3 separate regions of the Mus musculus genome follow, and all the other regions are linked to region 1. Evidence: chromatin loops called from intact Hi-C (ENCODE). Cell type or tissue: left cerebral cortex. All regions are shown on one strand. Each heading gives the region's core, and the rest is flanking DNA. Links, peaks and the distances in the headings are about the cores only.

What was found. Peaks named below come from ENCODE experiments on the same cell type or tissue, not always from the same donor. Only the 100,000 strongest peaks of a DNase experiment are listed, where the experiment ranks them.
Region 2: it touches region 1 in a loop (7-fold over the local background); 33 of 42 quality-filtered maps call a loop at or near these places.
Region 3: it touches region 1 in a loop (2.8-fold over the local background); 3 of 42 quality-filtered maps call a loop at or near these places.

What each region holds. Positions count from the first base shown.
Region 1 is chr13:60,475,177-60,483,253 of GRCm38, reverse strand. No RefSeq gene overlaps it. Among named protein-coding and RNA genes, the nearest start is that of A530001N23Rik, 30 kb to the left of the region's middle. In left cerebral cortex, for the core only: a CTCF peak has its summit at 4,101; DNase peaks (open chromatin) are centred at 2,216, 3,674, 4,103 and 4,741; H3K4me3 peaks cover 483 bases; H3K27ac peaks cover 345 bases.
Region 2 is chr13:60,734,590-60,742,666 of GRCm38, reverse strand. It overlaps Dapk1 (death associated protein kinase 1), which reads right to left. Exons shown (of 26, transcript NM_029653.3): 18 at 6,325-6,423; 19 at 2,535-2,612. Among named protein-coding and RNA genes, the nearest start is that of BC051665, 48 kb to the left of the region's middle. In left cerebral cortex, for the core only: CTCF peaks have their summits at 2,225 (motif pointing right) and 4,007 (motif pointing right); DNase peaks (open chromatin) are centred at 4,030 and 4,573; H3K27ac peaks cover 485 bases.
Region 3 is chr13:60,815,000-60,823,076 of GRCm38, reverse strand. No RefSeq gene overlaps it. Among named protein-coding and RNA genes, the nearest start is that of Ctsll3, 16 kb to the right of the region's middle. In left cerebral cortex, for the core only: a CTCF peak has its summit at 3,402 (motif pointing right); a DNase peak (open chromatin) is centred at 3,391.

The DNA.
Region 1 (8,077 bases), core at 1,515-6,514:
TTTCTCTATCCCCTTATCCCGGAGCCTCATGAAATCTATGCAGGGGTCTGTGTTCCCTTTATCCATGTACAAAATTAGTTTGTGTGGCAGAGGAGTGAGAACTGGAACTCCCTACTAGGTATGCAAACACTAGTGTATAGTTAATAGTAAAGGCTGAGGCCCCATAACAACCCACCCTCAAAGCAGAGGGTTACCACAGCATCTATTGATGCTCATGCAGACTGGTACCAAGGTGGGGCAGCCTCTTGTGGCTACACCATGTAGTCTTTGGTGTGTCAAGAGCCGAGAAGAACGCTGAAGGGATTTCTCAGGGACAAGATCCTAAGCTGAACTTCCAAGGAGGGTGGATGAGAGTGCTTGGAAGTTCCCAGGAGACAGAAGCTTTGTATAAGCGCATAAAGAGGACCCTCTGAGAGCTCCCATGAGCATGGCTGTCCCAAGGGCCCTGCCACACAGGCCTTCATGCCTAGCATAAACTTTAAGGCTGAAATGTGTTTTCTAGAGAAGAGGGCTGGACACTGGTTCTTCTCCAGCAGCTGCAGGGGACAAATTTGAGAAGAGAAACATTTTTAAGAGTTTCCTGAAGGGAGATGGAAGGTGGGCTTCTGCTTTGGAAGACATACCAAAACAGAACAAAGAAGGCTTAAGGAATGTGGACCAAGTGTTGATAGCACAGTAACCCCGACGGCCATGCCCCCAACCCCCTCACTCACAGGCATTCCTGAAGACCAAACTATAGAATTAATTTTGCATTAATAGCTTATTGTTAGAACTAATGACAGATGCAAATTCTGTTGCTGCCACATGGGCAAGTTCCATTGATAAACAGAGAGATAGAAGTTGCATAAAGAGAATACAGGGAGATGCAGAAACGGCCTGGTGGGTGATAAACTGTGAGCTGCAAATGAAATATATCCCGGTCCTCCGCACCCCTCACAATGCTCCTGGTCAATGTTTTATGACAGCAACAGAGATGCAAACTAGGACCAACTTACTGCTTCTTACTCAAATGTTTTTCTGCTTAGATTATTTTATTTTTATGGGTATGAGTGTTTGCATTCACATATGCCTGCGCACCACGTGCATACAGTACCCGAGGAGGCCAGAAGAGGGTGAGACCAGAGCTATGGATGGTTATGGTTGGGAGCTATCACGTGGGTGATTGGAATTGGACCTGGGCCCTCTGCAAGAATAAGGGCTCAACCTTTCTCCAGGCCTGTTGCTTATTATTTTAAGTTTTAATTTTTAAATATAAAATTGACCTTGAACTTGTTTTTTCTTTTAGAAAAGACTCCTTTTACTTTTAATTCAGTGTGTGTGTGTGTGTGTGTGTGTGCCTGTTTTCAACCTAATGATCTACAGTACCCTTCAGCTCTTTCTTTGCTCTAATTTTGACAAATCATTTTTTACCTCCTGGACAGTGAGCTGAGGGAGAGAGAGAGAGAGAGAGAGAGAGAGAGAGAGAGAGAGAGGAGAGCAGGCGCCTTCCGAAGCCTGAGGCAGTGGATCCCCGAAGTTACAAATGATTATGAGGCACCCACGTGGGCGCAGGTCCCTGACAGCTTGCTCTTGGTTCTCCGGCTTTCCTCTCTTAAATGCTGGGATTAAAGATCTGTGTTAATCCCAGCATTCGGGAGGCAGAGGGAGGCGGATTTCTGAGTTCGAGGCCAGCCTGGTCTACAAAGTGAGCTCCAGGACAGCCAGGGCTATACAGAGAAACCCTGTCTCGAAAATTCAAAGAGGGGGAAAAAGATCTGTGTAGCTAGGCTTGGCTTAAAGTCGAATATCTTAACTTTAGTTTTTGATAGGTAACCTATAAAATCAATTTGCACAACTCTTGGCCACTGCCTTAAGAAAGACTTCCCTTTCCTGCGGTAAAGGAGCTGTAGAGGAGAAGGCTGCCCCCCTGGGGGTTGCTGGGAGACCGGAATGTTGCAGGACCGAGAAGACTGTGCAGCAGCTTTTGCATCAACTATCCACGTCTACTTAACCTCAAACTCCTACTGAACCCGTCCAAGGCCGGTGAAGTCGCTGCTTTCATCCTTCCTGCTTTCCACCTTTGGCCTTTGTTTCTTTGCTCCAGTCAAGGTGCTTCATTTAGGGCTAATTTTGTTTCCGTTTCTGAGAAACTCCTGGGAAGTAGTGGAGGCGCGCGGGCGCTGTGAGCTGGGGGTGGGGGGATGAAGTAGCCGGCAGTGGCACTGTGCCCGCCACGTGGCTTCTTTTCTTTCTTGTCCCTGAGACCGCAGGTGATCAGGGAACAGCTTGGAAAGGTACAATTTAAGACAACTGAGGTGTGTGCTGCTGTCCAATTTGCAAAGAGACAGCAGGGCGTCTGATGTTGCCCTGTATGGTGGATTAGTCCTGTATAAAGGCATGCAGGCAGGGTTGGAGTGATGGGGGTTGTCTTAAAGAGAGTCGGCTTCTGCGGTAAAACAAAGTTAGCACTGGCTAAATGAATGTACTTCCGGGGGCTAGGCTAGAACCCAGTGGCACGGTGAATCTCCATGAGGTTTTCAGGTCTTTAACCCAGCTTTTCTTTCTTCTTGTTTATAATTTTCCTGCTTGTTTATCTAAGACTTTAACTTGCCAGCTCAGCAACTCACATCTGTTAATATTTTGAGATTACAGTTAGCCTCAGCCAATTGGGCCTTCCTTCAATAACAGCAGAACTTAGAAGCTCGCTGCAATTACTCCTGATTCCAAACGACTGCAAAGTGTACCTCTCTGCCCAGTTCCACTTTCTCTCTCTCCCCGTTCTGATTACTGCAAGTTATGTAAATCGAGCTGGAGAAGACTTAATTTAATCAACCCGTGGGTCTGCTTACATTTGTTTAAATATTAACTACAGTCTATATGTAAAAGACCAGAGAGGGACAAACTAGTTGCTAAGCATCGCGGCCAATCACTGACACTGTCTTTGCATTGTCAGATCTCTTTGAGTCCGGCTCAAGGCTGTAGAAGGTTTCGTTGTGCACTCACCACGTGCCTGAGGTAACTCTAGAAACCCGCAGCTCCTTTAGAGACTGTCAGGAAGACATCTATTTCACCAACCATTTATGGAGATGAGGAGAGAGGACAGGACTGTGGGAAGTTGGAAAGGGGTTCTATTTTTCTTGCTGGACATTTCCATTCACTCCAGCTCATCTGCATTGCTTACCTTCCAGACCAGAGGTACCCCTCCCGCTGGGTGGGGGTGGGGGTGGGGGTGGGGATTGGCTGGGTGCTTGGAGTGTTAAGCAATCTGAGAGAAAAGGGAAACTTCTCTAAATTACAACCCAGGGCACTGGTCAGGGAGTAGAGGAAGCTACAAAGCAAAGCAGCTTCTCTGGGCAATAGTGGACCCCAACATAAAAACATTATCTCACGAAGATGCTACATGGCCTTTTGGTAGCAGGAAGTGCGAACTGCGGGTTCTGTAGGTTTCTAACTGCACTGCAGGTGCATCTTGAAGACGGAAAGAAAATGTCAGGCATAGAGGTTGTTTAGCATTACAAAACCAGCTAAGTCCTTCATACCAACACTGACCAGACCTGTAAGTGATTTACACCCCACCCCTCCCCACCCCACCCTACCCCACCTCAGCCAAATGAGTCAGGATAAGAATTTGGTGTCTGGCTTGTTTTTGTCACGGTGCCAGCTCAGAAGTGCAGTGATTGGCTGAGATACAGAACTCCACAATTAACATTAAACACAGGCAGCTGGCTGCATTTTGATTAAAACCGGCGATCAAGAGCTCTGGCAATCTGGGTTTTTGTGATGGCCGGAGCTTTATTCCCTCGTAAATACCACTGACAGTTGTTCGCGCATTGGAGCCTCTTCGTTTACTTTCTCTGTGGTTCTCTGTGTTTAAAAAATTGGCAGAAATCCTTCCAGGTGAAACAGTTTCCGTATCCATTTTCACCCTTGTGGACTGTCAGTTGGGTGGTAGAAACAGGAAAGACAGACAGACCCACGGGAGCCAAGTTCAGGGGTCCCCCACCCCGCCCCACCCCATCTCTGTCACATTTTTTTTTTTCCAGAAAATGGAGGGATTTAGCCCTTGAAGCAGCCTGGTTCTTCCAGAGGGGTGTTACGCTTTGTGGCTCTTTGGCCCCATCTTATGGACAACAGTATTATAAATCGGAGATGGACGATGGTCCTGCAGAGCAGGTGCCCCAGAAGTTTGATTTCTTATTATAAAGTCAAAGTGTAATGATGACTCGGTTTCTCCCAGACTACATTCAGGAATACCCTTAGAGTTCACCGATGTTCAGAAAATCAGTGGCGAGTATGGAAATCTTACATGTGAACATGTGAACAGAACCGTTGCGCATGGTAACTCGAAGACTGTGGTAAGGAGTATGGTGTGTCCAACTATTGTTACTGGCATTTGGGAAGCCTCTCTTTGGTTACCAGATGGTACTTTGGGGCGTTTAGTCTCTTTAATAAAATAATTTAAAAGGGGGCCGAGGAAGTGGCTCTGTGGTTAAGAGCACTGGGAGCTGAGGATCCAGGTTTGAGTCTCAGTACGTGTATAATGGCTCACAACTGTCTGTAACTCAGATTCCAAGGGCTCTGACCCCTCTTCTAGCCCCTGTGCGTACCAAACGCTGAAGTGAGACAGAGACACAGATCCAGGCAAAATAGCCCTGCGCATGGTTTTCAAAACCTTTAAAACTTTAAGAATGGATGAACACATACGGCTTTGAGACAGTTTTACCAGGGTTTAAGAGAGCATCCCTTTCGAGCAGGCAAGCTGTCACCTCTGCATCTTCAGAGAGGAGAAGACTTGAGGAGAGAAAGGGAAAACCACGGTTGGCCATGTGGACAAGCAGCCACATGGCAGAGAGGGAGGCTTTAGAAAAAGAGTAAGGCAGACCACAATGTTGAAGAAGCCCAAAGTGCTGGCAAAGCATCCTAAGACATGAGACAGAAATGAGGAGGGGAAGCTAGGATTTTCTGAATGATTCAGAAAGCAGATAGACTTATAAAGCGACATGCAGCTAGGGGTGGGATCTTGGGAATCCCAGGGGTGACATGGCCTTCCTGAAGGGTGGTCCCTTGGCTAGGTGATTGACACAGGCTAACCGAAATGTTAGGTCTCCACGCAGGCCAGAGATGCCCCCCTTGTAACCAGAAGGAGCCCTCCTTTAGTGGGTTTGTACTACCTTACCTGGACAACATTCTGTTCTCAGTTCTTGACCCTGGAACTAAGAATACGCTAAGCAAATGTTTTGCCATGGAGTCATACCCAGCTCTGTAATGTGTTCTTGGAAAATGCTAAGGAACCCGTGTGTTACATGTTCTCGCCACAAATAGAAAGCAACACAAGGCACACTATATATGTTAATTAGCCAGGTGAGTCACGCCACAAGATACTCTTTAAAACATTATGTTACAGGCAGCAGGTACATTCAGTTTTGTAAAACAAAGATGATGACGGTTTTTCTCATGAGGCACAGGAATCAAACACAAGAATTAAAGAAGGAGCTGCCCAGTGGTCTGTCTCATTTACAAGTCTGCAGTCCTCATCATCCCGATATTGTCTTATCTCTTTCAAGAGACTGGGGTCATATTAATGTAAGTTTCATGAATGGGCGATAGTACTGTTCTATTTAAGCTTTGTACATGTGTGTATATATAGAGGGAAACCTGGTATGTAAGGGTTTGGTAGCATTCAAGGTTTGGGGCATCCACTGGGAATCTTGGAACATCTGTCTGATGAGTACAGTCTATGGTATGAAGAAGATCCAGGTTTTATAGTTTCAAGTCACTGAATTTTTTTTTTACAAGCCTTCCAAGTGCTAGAGATGAGAAAGAAGCCAGAGGCACCTGTGTCCAACCGCCTTTGTGTCATAATGAGGCTGTCTCCCCTAGGTATCAGGAGCCCTCTTGAGTAGAGAGGCTGTAGACATGCACAGGACACCCGGCTCCACAGTCACGGTGACAGAATAAACCAGAGAATATAGTGAAAGCACAAGATGTCGTTTTCCTCACAGTTGTGGACAAAGGGAGGAAGGGTTTATTTCAGCTCAGGGTTTGAGGGTGCAGTCGATGTTGGGGGGCCTTCTCTAATCTGTAGTGACGGGAACATAAAGCTTCATCGCATTCACCTTTTGGTGGATCAGGAACCAGAAAGTAGTAAACCCTTGCACAGATCCTACGTTCTCCCAGAAGTTGTCTTCCCAGGAAGGGTAACACACCACCAGAAGTGTCCTTCACCTTCCTGATGATTCTAAATCTAGTTATGTTGGCAATGCCAACTCACCATTGCATTGGGTCTACAGTGTCAGTGTCGGGAATGTTAATATTCACTAGTTCAAACACACAAACAAATGTGGCTGTCCATGGGCCCCTACCTGAGATGCTAGCTACCACTCCTGTCTTGTTCTCCAAGGATGGTGCTAAAATAGACAGGAGATGGAAGACACTGGTTGGAAGGGGCAGAACACCAGTGAGGTTGTGTTTGTGTGAGACGTTATCCAAGCTTGGGTGGGACTTTTCAGTGATGAAGTTTTGAGTCACTTGGTGCTCTTATAAATGACCTCCATCCATCTGTCTGCATTTCTCCCTACTGCGACTCCCATAAGCTCATTCTTTCACCACTTTGGACTTGTGTCATTGGCCTCAGTGACTGCTACAGAACTTGTCTTCCCAGGAAGGGTAACACACCACTCAGCATTTCAGATTCCTTCTTGAGGCTCCTCCATCCCCAGAGGGCTTCCTGCTAACTAAGGGAAGAGCCGAAACCTTGGCACAGAAGGGAAGACCTGGAGTCCCTTGCCCTCCCTCCACATCTTTAATTGCAGGTGGGGATGCTATTGTCTGAGCTTGCTCATGGGATTCAAGCATCCAGTGGATTCCATGATCTCATGCCAAGCCATGCATAGAAAATGTAGGTCAGCACAGGTTTTCTCAGAAGCACTGAATCCTTCTGTGGAAGGAGAGATGAATTCCTGGCTCCTCTACAGCTGTACACAGTAAGGGGTTCTCACTATCTACAGATGTTCTACTGTGTCGGATGCAGCAGTACCTAATGAACGAATCCCTCAAACATGGCTGGTAACACTATTCCCATGTCCACCCACAGCTAGGATGCAATGCAGGACAGACAGCCGAGAAACTGTGATGGGCTTCTTCATTCTGTCTTCAACATTTCCTGCTTCAGTTCCATTTTGCTGCTGTCACAAAATATCCCGAGTAAAAGCATCTTAGGGGAGAAAGAGTTTCCAGTCACATGTTAGGTCACAGGTCATCACTGTGGCAGAATCTAGGCAGGAGCCTGAAGCAGCCAGACACATCCACAGTCGAGAGTAGAGAGAAAGCAGGGACCCAGGTCTTCTGCTAAGCTTGCTTTCTCTGCTCTTACACAATTCAGGACTCAAACCCTCCTTTGAGGTCTAGTTTTCTCACGTTAATTAACACAAACAAAAGATAACCTCCCACAGATAAACTCAGGAGGGGCAATCTAGACAGCCCCCTTTTGAGACTCTTTGCATGTGTTTCTAGATCGACAGTTAAACCAAACAATCACATTCCCCACTCCATGGGCTCTCAGAGCCCAAAGAAGCCCTTCTCTTTTGTGCACACCAGATCCCCCCTCGAAGTATCTCCCATTCTTTGTATAACGGGAATTCGGAATCTGTCTTGCCAAGTCTGGCTTAGACACTCACAGAAGTGTCAAAACCATCCTATTTCTAGGGAACTAAAAAATGCATTTCTTTTCCTAGTTTAAAGAGTTGAAAATCAACTCTTTCTTTTCATGCTTCCCTGATGTAATTATTTAAATCCTCTTACAAGAAAATGGAGGCTTTTGGAAGAAATGAGGAGAGTGTGTACTTTGAAATACTGATGGAGAAGGACGCCAAATGTTTCTCAATCAATTAAATATTGAAATACAGTGATAATGAAGATACCATCTTTATCCTGTTGTACTATTGTTGTTAGTCTTAGGGATGCAGACAACTCATTGTCTAGATATGAACTTGGGACGTTGAGCATGCTATCTCTGTTATGTCCTCTTGATGGCTTTCCCTGGTTCTGCCAACTGACATTGGCTGATGTTTGGTTTTTCAGTAATGATTGGCTGGAGGAT
Region 2 (8,077 bases), core at 1,374-6,373, 260 kb before region 1:
AAACCCTTCCAGAAGAGAAGCTCCTAAGGTCCCCTTAATGCCAGGCTCCAAAGCCCTCCCTGGTCCTGTGTCAGCCCCTCACTGCACAGGGATGAACACAGACTCTGACTCTCACACTGGCTTCCACTGGAGCCAGTGATAAAATGGCTTTGGTTCTATTTCCGTAGGCCAGTCCCTATTTCCTTCACGGCAAAAGTTCAAAACTACATTCCCAGGAGGTGAAAACCTCTGAAAACTCCCTAGGCAGAGACCACATGGAATGTACAGTACCCAAATGAGGGAGGCGTCATGAGCCACTACTCTCGTGAGTGGCTCTAACACAGGCAGAGAACACTGCACAGTGTGTTTCCTTTGGTTTCCACACAAGGAAAGAAGAGAAACAAAGGCACTACAGCACGGGCCTGGAGGCCAGGGACAGAAGTATTCTGCAAAGACAGGATGTACCGCCCACCTGCAATGAATGGCAGGAGCACCCTGGTGAAGACTACTGAGGAGCATGGCCACAGCGGACACTGCAGCCTCCCCTCTTCCCTGAACTGTGCTCTTTTTGAACAGTCTGTCCTCCTGGAGACTGAATTGATAACCGTAAACATATGCCTGGCCTTTCTCTCTCTGCAGACACTGGTGGCTTCTGTCCTCACTCCCCAGTGCCGTTGCTTTGACTTCCGAAAGCAAATCTTCTATCTATCGGGTGCTTCCAGCGCTGATGAGTTATCGCAGTTCAGGACTTAGTTTTTTTAAATCTGAGAGATCTGAAGGAAAGAATGGATCAGCAGAGCTCTGCCTCCCACCAGAAGGCTGAGGCCTAGAGTCACGTGGACGACAATGAAGGTAAGTGTGTCCTGTTGAACAAGACATTTATAAAATCCTGCCTGATGGAACAGAAGCCCCAGCTCAGCACACTGTGATCTGTGACTAGGCAGGGTGGCTCAGCGCAGGCTCACTGAGATGTCCCCAGGCTGGCTGGCTGGAAATAAACACCACAAAGTCCCCGTGCCCACAGAAAGACCAAGGATGTAGAGATCTCGTGATATGGGATTTGCACTAACTCCTCTCAATCTCTTTGAGGATTGGTGTTCTGGTAGGAACATCCTCCCCTGTGAACCCTGGGGATGTAAAATGTCAGTGCCAGTCACAGAAGTTCAGGGCCCCCACCGCATTTGCAATGGTCCATTCTAAAAATGCTCTTCAGGGTGCTGTGCCAAGCACAAAGGAAGCCACTCGGTGCTCAGTGTGTACAGGTGCTGTTCTCAAGACGTCTTTCGGGGCTCATTACCATTCTCTGAGCTGGCACCTCGTCCCATGGGTCGGATGCAGATGCTAAGGCACAGAGCTGATGAGCAATGGGCCAGTTCATCCAGCAAGAGTTTTATGGGGCATCCAGGCTACCTAGGCTTATTAGTTCTTGTTAACTTTATATAAATTATAGTCACCTCAGAAGAGGGACCCTCGATTGAGGAATTGCCTCCATTAAACTGACATGTGAGGCATTTTCTCCATCCATTTGGGAGAGTCCAGCCCTCTATGCTGCCCCTGAGCAGGTAGTCTGGGGTTTTATAAGAAAGCAGGCTGAGCAAGCCACAGGGAAAAAACCAGCAAGCAGCACCTCTCCATGCTACGAATGTAAGTCAAGTCTCCCTGAATACTCCATAAGCTCGCTCTCTACCAACTGAGCTACATCCCCAGATCCAGGGTAAGGGTTAAAATGTATCCTTCTGCTTCAGCCTAGAAACTCATGTACTTACTATCTCTTTGTAAGTATTTCTAAAAGCCAAACAATACCCGTTTTCTATGACAACTCCCTACACATAAATATTGGTAACCCGACTGTCTAACTTTTGCTACTACATTTTAAATAGAACTTCAGTGAACATCTTTGTGTGTTAACAAACAGATAGATACCTTAGCCAAAATGGTTTGGGTTTTTTTTTTTAGTCTCTTGATATATCATGTGGGTTGTAAATCGTTCACCTGTGTTTACTTATTTTTCTGTTTTTATAAACTCTACAGTGCTGTGATTTGATAAACAGGAGATTAACTGATACCTGAAAACTCAAAACAAAATAGGAGAAGGGACACCACTAGTGTTCTTCCCCATCCGCTGTGGGGGTGGTGGCACAGAGAGGGCTGGGTAAACAAAACCAGCACAGCGGTGGGAAGAGCATCAAACTAGTTTGTGTGTCTGTCCATGCATGGCCTGCATGCCTGGTGCTCGAAGAGGCCAGCAGGGGGTGCTGGGTATCTTGTAAATACAGGGCTTACAAATGAGCTACCGTGTAGGTGCTAGGAATTGAACCCTGGTTCTCTGCAAGAGCAACCATTGCACGTAACCACTGAGCCCATCCCTCCAGCCCGAAAATTTGTCTTTACAACAACTGTAGAAGAAACCCCTTAGACATTTATGTGTGTGTGCCAACTGACAGGACAAGGAAAGATGATCTTCCTAAACCTACGTCCAATGTCTCCTTCTAGTAAGGAAAACACCAAGAACTTCTCACATAAGAACAATCTGAGGACCTCCGGTGAAGGCTCACCTTCCGCAGTCTTGCCAGGAGCCCTGCCACATGCTCGTGCTGTTCTGCCTTGGCGAGGTCCTCGGCCGTCTTTCCATCCTGTAGGAAACAGATGATCAGTGTCACAGAGCTGCACGGGACCTCAACATGCTAGTTCAGCGAAGAAATGGGAGGCACAGCAGGGTCAAAAGAAAGTTGGACAAACTCTAAGTCCTGGCCTGTTTTCTCATCTAAGGAAACCTTATTTTATTTGGTGGCTCAGGAAGGAAAAATGACAGAGCAAGAAATGCAGTAGTGTCCTGAGGTGTCAACAGAAAGATGCTGAGTGCATAGACTCAGAGCTTACTCATTCTCCTCTGACTATCCCATCCCCGATGGAACTTCTGTCTCTATGGCAGCAGTCTACTCTTTCAGTTCTCACACATACAAACCTGGTCCTCGCTCTACACCGTGGCTGGTAACTACTGTACCTTCCAAAGGACGCTTAGTCTAGCACAGGTTGATTTAAGGTGGCTGAAAAAACACAAAGCAGAGACCTAAGGGCCCACAGCACTGTGACATTTACTGTTTGATTAGAGACTTTTCATGGAGCTGTGGTTTCATATGAAGGGACCTACTCTTATGTCTATACCATGAACATGCACATCTCCTGAGAACGTTCCGGTCCAAGCCTGATCAAGTTCGCAGCGGATCACATGAACTGCATGATATCACAGTCCCTTGTGGGGACAGGAGCTGTGGCTATGTCCCCTCTACACTAAGGGAGATAGATACCACTGTTCAGCTAAAGTATTATACAGCCCTAAAATTCAATCTTCAAAAAAAATGAAGACACCTTTTTAAGAGAAGAAAAAAAGTCTATGGTCTCATTATCTGCATTTGTAATAAGTCATCCCATGAAGAGTTGGGACATCTTGTCTACCTGCCAACCTCCCAGTTCCTCCACTCAAGTTGCTCTTGAGATACATATGGGGCCTCTCTGGACCAGCAAATCTTAATCTTGGCCCTGCTGGACTATGTCATTCTCTGCTGTGGAAAGCCATTATCAGCCTTATACAATGTGAATAACACCTCTGTGGTCTACCAAGGCACTGGTGATATTCCTCAACCTCCAGCTTAAAAATCAACCACGTCTCCAGATAAGTCCACGTGTCTTCTGGGGACAAAATTGCCAAGCTGTGAATGAATGCTCTCTCCAGGCTGAAACTCTGGCTCAGGTGTGTGTTCCACCCCATTCTTATTATGTATCCTAAAGTCCTGAGATGGATCCAACAGGCAAGCTAGAACTTCTCCTTTGCTCTGGACCGAACTGAGTTCCTTACTAGACACTGTACCTCCAACTAAGAGTTCCCATCAAACCGTCTCATGGCTTCATGGGGTGCCTTTAAGGCATTGAGGAAGAGGTGCAGAATAAAAAAAGCAGCTCCTAAAAGGTGACTAGAGTCTCTGCAGAGTTGGTGGTAGAGGAGAAGCCAGGAGCGCTCAGAATATAAAGGTGACACTAGGGGGTGCTGTGGTGCCACATGCTATCTGTACAGTCATCTCAGAAGCCAGAAAAAAGTTACGGCTCTGGCTGGCTGTCCCACAGGGCAGCATCCGCAGGGACGGGTCTGAAATGTGATTCTGAAAAGACGGCTGTCAGTACAGAACGTACAAGGCACTAAAAACTCCGTACCGATAAGAGAATATGAGAAATATTAATATTCTCAAATTCCTCCTGTTGAAATGAGATTTCACACGCATTGCTGAAAGCCGTTTCGTCTGCTGCTTCTTTAATGCGACTGCTAGAAAATTCAGAAGGACAGACATGCTTTGGCCTTTGTCTCTAAGTGATGTCCCCGGTCCACGGTTATCCCACTCCTCACAAAAAGTCATCACTGCTGAAAGAGGAGGATGCTTGCTTCCCCTGCTAGGAGGCCAGATGCCTACCAGGCTTGCTTACTGATGGGAGCCTCTCAGTTCTGCTTCTAGCATGATCCCTGTAATCTGTACAAGAGTGGGTGGTCACCAAGCTCAGGCCTCCTAACCTAATGCTTTTCACGAGCCACGCCCACTTCCTGACTACTCAGCTGCCAGACTGCACGAGCCACGCCCATTTCCTGACTGCTCAGCTGAGGCAGCAGAGAAGTCAGCTTCACCCACCTCCCAGTCCCCACCCTTATCTGACATCACTCTTGCTCCACCCCCTGCCTACTGATGGTCAAGACTCTTTGATCAGTGCCCCTCTCTCATTTTCTAGAAGTTTCTCTGTGTGGGGCATCTATCTGAGTAAATGACAAGGCTAAGCACAGACAGGAAACACTCATGAGTCTCTCTAGAAGCTGAAAGAGGTGGGAGACGGGAAGGCAGTATAAGCAGGGTGTGGCGGGAGCAGAGAAGACAGCCACTGCGGGAAAGAGTGGGGGGTGGGGGTGGGAGGGGCATGGGCTCACAGAGCAACACAAAGGGACCAGAGACTGCACACACATCTGGATCCAACAGCTGATAGCATCTTCAGAGTCACCCTGGTTTTTATTTTCCCACAAGGCATCATCTGATATATATACACACATATTATACAATAGATATATAATATATAATAAATATAAAAATGCATGTGATGTGTTACTGCAGGATAGCTAACCTGTGGGTAAAGGTTAATGAAGGCACCTCAGGCCTAAAATGTCCTGTGTGGCAGGGGTAAATAAGCATCCTGAGAAATGTGTGCATTCCCTGCACACACTGCTCATATCTGTGCCTGCAGAGACCAGTACTGCACAGAACAGGCCCGTTACATCTTGAGAGTTAACGGTACTGCAAAGACCTACACACAGACAGGGACACACACACACACACACACACACTCTGGAGGACCATGCCAGGCATCTGGGCCTCAGCAGCATGGATAGCCAAAGACAATGCTATATAAATGGATGAGCATAGCTGTGCCTCAGCGAAATTTCATTTACCAAAACAAATGGCAGGCTAGATGGAGCTCTAAGGGCCAGCTCGGTTAAGACTTTGAAGATCTCCAAGAACCTCAGAGCCTTAGGTAAGGTGCAACATCAAACACCATGTGCTCTCCTTCAAGACTGTCGATAAAGTTCAGATCTTCGAATGTCAAGACCACACACACACACAAGTAATTAACCCACCTTAGGCCCAGCAACATATCAAGCAATAGTTCATGGCTACAACTGAACTGCCACTTCACCTTGTTGGCCAAACTCTTATCTATGGTGTTTATTTTATGAAATATGAAGCAAACGGTTTCTTCTGAGGAGTGGGGGAAGGGGGAAGGGCAGCGCTAAGCCTGAAATGAGAAGCCAGAGGAATGGACTATGTCTTACTTAGAAATAATTTTCAATCCCAGCAGCAAAGGCGGACTCTAAACAGTAGACACCAGCCCTTTGCCTCCAGGCTGTTCATGACCCCCCAAGACCACACAGGGGATCCAGCTCCTCCCACAGGGCACTGGGCCTCTTGTACCCTGGGGCCAACGGGAAGCACTTATGAAAGAGAAATCCATACGTGGAATAGAAAGCTAAGAGGCACTGTTGTGTAACACGGTAAACAAAAGGCCAGTGTGAACCAGCGGGTCGCTGGCGGAGCGGGGCTGGCGAGATGAGAAAGGATGAAACATTAACTAGATATTAAACTAGGTCTGTGTGGGCAAATGTTTATGTAACTGCAGTAGAGGGTTAGAGCTTAATAGCAGCCTGTCTGCTTTAGAATGCAGTTGCCAGGCAATACCTTTCTCCCTGTGCCCTTGAGGCACAAGAAGTTTCCATGGCTCTCTGAGGCCAGACACCTGCCCCTGCCTGGTACTCACCGAGGTTAGAGCCTCCACATTGGCGCCCATCAAACAGAGGTAGCGGACCACATCTAGGATCCCGTTGTTGGCTGCAAGGTGGAGAGGAGTCCGACCATACTGGAAAGAGAAAAAAAATACCACAAGCATTCTCATGGCTGCTATCTGTGAAAGCTGGTAGTTCACAGCCATCGTTGGGGAGAAACGGTATTACATAAGGGGACTGGGACCAACAGAACTAAACAAGAGGTTCTAGCTCCCACTGAGGCAGGTCTGCCAGATAGTTTTTCAAGTACTTTGAAGTTGAAAGTCTAGCTCCAAATTCACCTTCAAAGGATGAATGAGAAGGTTAGCCACAGGATAACCAAGTTTCCCGCTGGGCTGGCAGAGAGCGAGGCAAGAGTGTGAGCGCCCAGACACCCATGTGTATCTGCACCACACCGTTCATATTCATGCACCAGGGAGAGAGAAGGAAGGGAGCTGCCAAGGGCACTCTTAGGAGGCCGTGAAGCTTCGAGGTCATGCCTATTATGGTTCGTAGGCATATGGTTCTCAAACTGTGCGCCATACACCTTGGGGTACTGCAGTGAACCCCCAGGAATAGTGATAGCTATCTTGAGGTTTAAACAGTGTGTGGTGAATATCTCCTCCAAGCATCTCACAGCCAGGACATTAGACTGTCGGGTCTCCTCGCATTGGCACCCTGTCTTTGCAGGTTTGCCCTTAGAAGTTAGCAGCCGCCACACCAAGAAGCAATGGTCTTGAAAATAGGGTCCTGAGAGTTGGCTCCATAGTTAAGTGAACCAGCTGCTCTTCTAGAGAACCCAGCACTCCCACAGTGATTCCCAACCATCCATCTGTCACTCCAGGTTCAGAGGATCCAACACCCTGTCCGACTCCAGTCGGCACCAGGCACACTCGCGGTGCAGTCATCCATGCAGACAAAATATCCACACACATAAAGTAATTACTTTTTGACGTTTAGGCTTAAAAATAATCCTGTGGAACAGGAGAGGGAGGGAGGCACCCAATCTATAGTCACGAAAGCTATGCAAGATTCAGCTACCGCACACACCCTTGTGGCTGTAGTCATGTAAGGATGAAGGGAGGACAGGAGACTCCTCTTCTCGGTTGTTTTCTATTTCTCAAAGGTTGCTAAGTCTGGGATCTAGGATGTTCTGTAAATACAACAGTGAAATAGCAAACTCATTGGCTCTGAAGGAGCCATGAATAGAAATCACGGAGCCAGTACAGGGGGTGTCGGAGTCAGTGCTTGGCAATCCCTGCTTGCAGAGCATTTATTGTTTGCATGGGTCAACACATCATCGTTTTAAGCGTTTAGGATAGGAGTGTGTTAGAAAATTAAATCCTCAACATCGCTTATTGAGATTTTCTCTATTAACACGCTGGAGCGTTTCCCTCCTGGCTCTATGAACCTTCAGTAAGAGACAGATCACTGGAAGGGCTGAGACACAATCACATGCTGCATTATGTTATTAGCTTACAGTTAGTGGTGGTTTTGTAAAGATGTATTTTATTTATTATATGTAAGTACACTGTAGCTGTCTTCAGACACCCCAGAAGGGGGCGTCAGATCTCATTATGGATGGTTGTGAGCCACTATGTAGTTGCTTGAATTTGAACTCAGGACCTTCGGAAGAGCAGTCAGTGCTCTTAACTGCTGAGCCATCTCTCCAGCCCTAGTGGTGATTGGTTATCTGTAATGACATCTGTGACACACTATTGAAAGCCCGAATGCTATTCAACTCACAGA
Region 3 (8,077 bases), core at 1,374-6,373, 340 kb before region 1:
TGAAACTGTAGATTCTTTAGATAATATGTTTTAGTATTTGTTTTTCCAATCCATGAACATAGGCTCTCTCTCCAGTTTTGTTTTATGTTGTTTCATCAATATTCAAATTTTATCTCATTATTTTTCATTTCTTTATTAGTCATGGTTTCCTAAAAGAGAAAGAAAGAAAGAAAGAAAGAAAGAAAGAAAGAAAGAAAGAAAGAGAGAAAGAAGAGAGAGAGAGAGAGAAAGAGAGAGAGAAAGAGAGAGAGAAAGAGAGAGAGAAAGAGAGAGAGAAAGAGAGAGAGAAAGAGAAAGAGAAAGAGAAAGAGAAAGAGAAAGAGAAAGAGAAAGAGAAAGAGAAAGAGAAAGGAAGAAAGGAAGAAAGGAAGGGAAGAGAAGAGATGAACAGAGAGATTGAATATATTTAAAGGAGAGTGTATTAGATTGGCTTACACGATACAGTGTGAGAAGTCTGTCAATGGCTGTCTCATGCCAGAGAGACTGAGAATCCAATGGTTGCACAGCCCATTAGGCTAGAAAGCTCAGCAAGCCCAGTCTGGCACCAAAAGCCTAGAGGTTTTCTGGAGAACTACTGGTCTTCAGTCTGCTTTGGAACCTACACAAAAAGCTGACTCTAACACCAGCAAAGCATGCAGCAACAACAGGACAGATGACGTTGCCAGCCAGAGCTAAAGCAAAGGTTCTCAAGCATCCTAATGCTGCGACCCTTTAATATATTCCCTTAGGTGGTAGTGACCCTCAGTCATAAAATTATTTTCATTTCTATTAGTTAACTGCAATTTTGCTGCTGTTACAAATTGTAATGGAAATATCTGATATGTAGGATGTGTAATATGTGACCCCTGTGAAATGATCAGTTGACCCCCAGTGGAGTCACAACCCATGAGAACCGCTGTTCCATAGCAAGGAGGTTAAAAGTCAAGTGTTCTTCCCTCTCTTCTTTTTTTACCCTCTGTTGCCACACAGAGGTGCTGCCCCCATTTAGGATGAGTCTTCATACTCCTGGGCATTCTCCGTGGCTTTTGTCAGCTGACTCCAGATCCAGTCAAGTTGACAACCATTATTAACCATCATATTTGCTCAAATTTGTCTTGTGTTTGGTTTCCATTTATGTGAGAATTTCCTAGGCCTTCACTTTCAGACTTTATTTTGGCTTTTACATGTGAAGTAAATTCCCTTTTTTTGATCATAGTAATTATTTGTTCAGCCACTCAATATCTTTTGACTGTGCACTCTTTTACATTCAAACCTTTTACCCTAGGTAATATTTATCCCTGCTGTGTTCGTGTTTTCCAAACATTTTTTATATTATTTATGCCTTCCTTTTGCTGTTCATCTTTTGACTCAAGTTTTCTGTTGCACTAACTTGTTTGGGATAAAACTAGTCTATATCTTTATTATAACTATTAATTTTCATTGCATGCTATTTACATGGTACTGTGTGCATATACGTTAAAGACATTTCACTACAAATCCACCAACATGAGAAATTTCTTCGTTCTTCTCTTAGTCCACTTTGTCACCTAAGACAGTTTCACCTCCACTTTCACGTCACAGAAAAATACACAATTTTATGTATCTGTATAAAATTTGTGAAGAATGAATTAAAGGAAAGGCGATGATCTTTCTGGTACTACAGTTCATGAACACTAGTATCAAAAAGACAACCTCTATTCCTACAGATAGAATACTTATATTTTATGGCTAAAATTATCCCATCCTCCATATATACTTTACTGCCTTTATTGCTTCTTTAGCCAGTCTGGTCCCATCAATTGGCTGTTGGGAGCAGCATTATAATGACTGCTGCTGTGCACATAGCTGAGTTTTGCCTTGAGTCCTTCCAGCAGGTCTAGTGTTCATTTTTTCAGTTACTTCCCCACTAGCTTCTATACTAGCCAGACTAGTTTACAGGCCTGCCTATAGTAATTTGTCCACACCATCAGGAGAATTTGTTATTTTTCCCAGATTTGTGCCTGTTCATTTTGTTTTGGAGCTTGGTAGACTCACCATTTGGCACACAACTGAAGGCAGTGATTGTCTCTCCCCAAGAATCCATCACATACACATAATTCAGCAATGAGTCGTAGAACTCATGACTCCACCATGGCTACTGATGGGTTTGGCCTTGGGATGAACCCATACAAGCAACCACAGCTAGTATGAGGTCATATCTCCAATGGCGGTATCCTGCCCTAAATATACCTCACATGTCTTCTCTGGATCTTTCAGCTCTTGGATTCTTCCCAATCCCTTTATACATTATTCTCTATGCATAGAAGGAAGGCAAAGAACCATTACAGGGTGTGTCCACCTGTGGAATTGGACTCCATATAGACATAAAAGACATGAGGAATAATCTTGATGGAGCAATCATAGGTCAGAGAGATTACAGTTAGTAACACGTTGCATAGCAGAAGGTTGATAAGAGGGTATATTGTGCACTTGCCCAGTACCAGAACCTAAGTAGTCACATGATGCTTATGGCAAAGCATTTAATCTTGTTGCTTGGCAATGTGCACATAACTAAGATATGTGATTTTCAATTGTGAAACATAATTTAACCTGAGCTGAAGGTGCTGATGTAAAATGTTGAATATGTGTTATATAAAGCATCGTTTGATATAAATGGACAAAAGGAACTCACAGACATTTTTTTCCTTATACAAAACGTACATGGACAGAAAGCTAAAAACTACTATGAAGGGTAATGAGGTCCCATGTGACTTATCTTCTTTGCCATATGACACTTACCACTTCAGAACCAGTTCACCTAAGGGAAGAGAATAGCCATCTTCCCTCCTTTAAAAATACTCCTGAAAAGAGAAACTGGAGAAAATGCCACTTGCCATTCTGTTGAGTTCCCAGTCCAACATCAGCAAAGCTGTGACCCTGGAGCCAATCTATCCAAGGCAGTATCCATTTGCACTTGCAAGTTGGTATCTATTTGCTAAGGCCTGGCCCATGCCAGTGCTGAGGCTCTGAGGCAGAATCTGTGACTTGGAAGCATTTCATTCTCCTCCTTGCTTTGGAGAACAAGAACACCAAAGCTGAGGCAGATCAGGAGAAGGACCCCAACTTCACACACTGAGAAGGTGGGTGTATTGTGGAGCCTGCACAAGCCATCCCAGTTGGCCTATCTCATGTGCATGGCAATGAGCCCAAGGATCCCAAGTCTACTCCATAATTATCTGCAGGAGGTTCTGCCCACCACATGGTAGCAGTAACTCTCAGGTATCCTGTGAGGCATTCCCTCACCCAGATAGACACCAGAATAGATTCCAGTGTCCAGCGAGGGACTTGTGCTCTGGAAAACCAAAGTTCACTTCCCCTAAAGAAAACGAATACCCACCACATAAACGCCTGGCCTTTGTAGCTCGCATTGCACAGCTGCCAGAAGAGGTCGCCACAGGACAATGTACTGATTCTGAGCTAGCGCCTTTCTAGAAACAAGTTATCTACATCCCAGTCCCCTGGGATATGTTCACACATCACCTCACTTTATTCGGTAAAAGATGGGTTTATCCTAATACAGTTGTCTCTTGTGAGGGTATGCCAAATACAGAAGTTGATGCTCACAGTCATCTGATGGAACACAGGGTCCCCAATGAAGGAGCTAAGGAAAGTACCCAAGGAGCTAAAGGGGTCTGCAACCCTATAGGAGGATCAACAATATGAACTAGCCAGTACCATCCAGAACTGTGTCTCTAGTTGCATATGTAGCAGAGGATGGCCTAGGTGGCCATCAATGGGAGGACAAGCCCTTGGTCTGGCGAAGATCATATGCCCCAGTACAGGGGAATGCCGGGGCCAGAAAGTGGGAGTGGGTGGGTTGGGGAGCAGGGCAAGGGGAGGGTATAGGGGACTTTCGGGATAGCATTTGAAATGTAAATGAAGAAAATATCTAATAAAAAACTTTTTAAAAGGTAGGTTTATCAAATATCTGTCATCCCCATTGCTCTTTCCTCCTGCTCCTTCTCCTCCTCCTCCTTGTTCTCTTCCTCTTCTCTCTCCTCTCTTCCTCCTTAATTCTTCCCATCCTTCAAGTCTCCGGCACACTGATATGAGAAACTTTCTACCCACCTCCAGTACCCAGTACAGCTCTCCATTCTGCACATCCAAACTCAGTTTTTAGATTCCATACATAGGTGGGGTTCTGTGGTATTTGAGTTTCTGTGCCTTAACTTAGGGTCCTCCAGACCTATTAATGATACTGGTAAAGACCAGATCTGTTTTTTAAAGAAGAAAATGTATTACATGGTGCAGATATACCACATTTTCTTTACATATTCCTTAGTTGATAAATAGATTTATTCCATATTTTGAGCACTGTGAGTAGTATTGCCATAATCAGGAGAGTAGTTTAGTAACTGTGTTGTTCTCACTGAGTTCTTAAGTTTTTTGGAAAACAACTACATTTCTATCTCCTAGGTTAGAGGTTAAAATTTTTATGTTTACCTTTCTCTTTTAAATTTACAGATGAAATTGTATGAATCTTCCATGAAAAATGTGGCAGTCTGCAGTGCTTCTGCAGATTGGGATAAATAAATCATGATAATTAATGCAAACAAGATTAAGTTGTTCATTTTTAATTAGCATTGCATCCTTGTATATTATGACATTGCTTATTGTGATCTAGTCCACCTTTTCTTCAGTCTTTTTTTTTTTTGGTTTGTTTGTTTGTTTGTTTGTTTTTTGTGACAGGGTTTCTCTGGGTAGCTCTGGCTGTCCTGGAACTCACTCTGTAGACCAGGCTGGCCTCAAACTCAGAAATCCACCTGCCTTAATCCACCTTTTCTATTTACTCTTTCTTGACCTTCCTACTACCTACTTGTCTCCTTCCAAATATATAGTAACTCTTCTTCTATATTCAACTCCTTCTCCCACACTTAGATTCTACATAGAAAAAAAATACATGTGACCTTTGTCTTTATGGCTGGATAAACCTAAGTGTGTGTGTGTGTGTGTGTGTGTGTGTGTGTGTGTGTGTGTGTGTGTATACATATATATATATATCACATTTTCTGATCATTTTTTCTGTTCATGGCTCCCATGACTGATTCTACAGGGGCTATTGTGAGCAGCACCATGAGAAACACTAGTTTTCAGGTTTCTATAGATCAATAGGACAAAATGACAGCCTACAGATTGAGAACCAATCCTACATCTGAAAAAGGGCTAATATCCAAAATGCATAAAGAGCTCAAGAAGTTAGATTCCTACAAACTAAACAACCCAATTTTTTAAAAAGTGGGGTACAGAATTAAACAGAGAGTTCTCAAGAGAAGAGTCTCTAATGACCCAGAAACACTTGAAGAAATGTTTAACATCCTTAGGTGTCAGAGTAATGAAAATCAAAACAACTCTGAGATTCTACCTCACATTCATCAGAATGGCTAAGATTAAGAACTCAAGAGACAGCACATGCTGGCGAGGGTTTGGAGCCAGGGGAACACTCCTACATTGCTGGGAGGAGTGCAAACTTGTACACCACTCTGGAAATCAATTTCATAGTTCCTCAAAAAAAGGGAATAGTTCTACCTCCAGACCTAGCTATATCACTCTTGGGCATATACCTTAAAGATGCTCCACCATCCCACAAGGACACCTGCTCAACTATGTCCATAGCAGCTTTATTCATAATAGCCAGAAACTGGAAACAACCCAGATGTCCCTCAACTGAAGAATAAAAAATATGGTCCATTTACACAATGGAATACTACTCAGCCATAAAAACAAGCACATAATGAATTTCTTAGGCAAATGAATGGAACTAGAAAATATCCTGAATGAAGTAAACCAGACCCCAAAGGACATGCATATTATTGTATATTTGTCATAAAGTACAGGATAACTCATTATAAGCCATAAACCCAAAGAAACCAAATAACAAGGGAAGCTCATTGAATCTTTCTCAAAAGGGGAAATAAGATAAATATCAGAGGTGGATGGATGGAGGAAAATGGGTAGGAGAGGCGATGGAGAGGAGGGTGGGACAGGGTTGGGGAATCACATGTAGGGAGGACAGAGAATAGAGAACAAAAATTGACAGTGGGTGAGGGGGGAAGCATCTCTAAGACATCCCAGAGACCTAGGACTGGGGGAGACCCCAGGGTGGCTATGGTGGTGACTCTAGCTGAAACTCCTAGCAGTGAGGAATATGAAACCTGAAGTGGCCATTTCTTCTAGTCAGGCAGGACTCCTAGCAGAGGGATAAGGGCAGCAACCCATCCACAAAACCTTCAACCTAAAATATATCCTGCCTACAAGATGTGCAGGGACAAAGTTACAACAGAGATGGAGGAAATGGATAACAAAGACTGCCCAAATTGAGACCCATCCCATGGTCAAGAACCAATCCCTGAGACTATTAACAATACTCAGCTTTGTTTGCAGACAGAATCCTCTGAGAGGCTCCATCCAGCAGCTGACAAAAACTGATGCAGAGACCCACAGACAAGCATTAGATGGAGCTTGGCGAGTCTTGTAGAAGAGTTAGAGGAAGAATTGAGGGACCCATAGAGGAGAGGCACTCCACAGGAAGATCAACAGTGAATCTAACCTGAACCCTTGGGGGGTTCCCAGAAACTGAACTACCAAAAAGAGAACATGGACCAAAACTTGGCTCCCTGCACATATGTAGTAGATGTGCAACTTGATCTTCATGTGTATCCTCCAACAACTGGATTGGATGCTGTCCCTGAATCTGCTGCATGTCTGTGAACCCCCTTCTTCTAACTGGGCTGCCTTCTTTGGTCTCAGAGAGAGAGGATGTGCCTAGTCTTGTAGTAACTGATGTTGCGGGGGATGGAGGGGAAGGATATTGATGGAAGGGTAGTATGGGGGCTGGGGACCCTCCCCTGGGAAGGGGAAAATGGAAGAAAGAGCTGTGAGAAGTGGAGACTGGGTGAAAAGGGGGGGTGTTATTGGGATGTAAAGTGAATAAATATTTTTAATTTTTTTTTTATTACTTTTAGTTTTTCATCCCAGTCATTACCCACCATAATGTTCAGCTGCTGGAATTATTTTTAGGGTTCCTTCCTTCCCAGCTGTGTTGTGTGCTCCTCTGATATGGAACCACTAGATATCCAGTGGTCACCTCTTTTCCAGCCATGCACTCATACCTTAGTAACAAACTCTCCCTTAAATGTGTTTGATGTAGCATTTGCTATTTCAGAAGCCCAAGGCCCCTCATGTAGATAAATCTCTGTTTGGACAGTTAGTGTTCCTATCTAATTTTGTTTCACCTTCACCAAGGCAACCATTATAGACAGACACACAGACGACATTATAGACACAGCCAGATTAGACAAAATAACACCTAACTTAATTGCACTAAATCAACATGAATTGTCGTGAAACTGAAAGTATCCGTAACACAGTTGACTGATGAGGAACCTAGGTCAAGCAGACTATCAACAATAAATCATCACATTTTAGTTAAATAAGGGATCACACTTGGAAAAGTCTTCAGGTCCTGGTGTGGAGGTAATAAGAGCTTGTGCAGCCTAAAAGAGGAGGCCTCAGATCACACGGCTTGAGAGCAACAGAGCAACAGGAAAAAGAAAAACAAGAAGAGGAGGAGGAAATGAAGAGGAAAGAGAAGAGGAAGAAGGAGGAAGAAGGAAAAAGTAGAGGAGTGGAGTGAGGAGGGAGGAGGAGAAGAAGAGGAGAAGGAGAAGGAAGAGGAGGAAGAAGAAGAAATAAGAGCCATCCAGACCACCAAGATTCTATACTCCCCTTCAAAGTCAGACCCGGAAGCCTAAGATGGGCAGGCAGGAACTGAAGTCATTGCCCACTGTGAAGTTTTTAATGAGTTTTTTTTTTTAAATGACCCAACAGAATAAAATGGAACTAAAAATAGCCATCCTCTTTCTTCTACAAGAGGAAAGTATTTGTGGCCAACACCCTGAAACTGGGCAGACCCACATCTTCAGTAGCCACTTGCAGAGAACAACTGCTTCTTGCCAAGGGCTTTAGACAGGGAGTCGTGCTGCAATGAATAAGCAGTAAGCTTTGGGCAGTGCACCTCAGGGCCAAATTATTCAATGATGTGCAGTCTCGGGATGGAGGC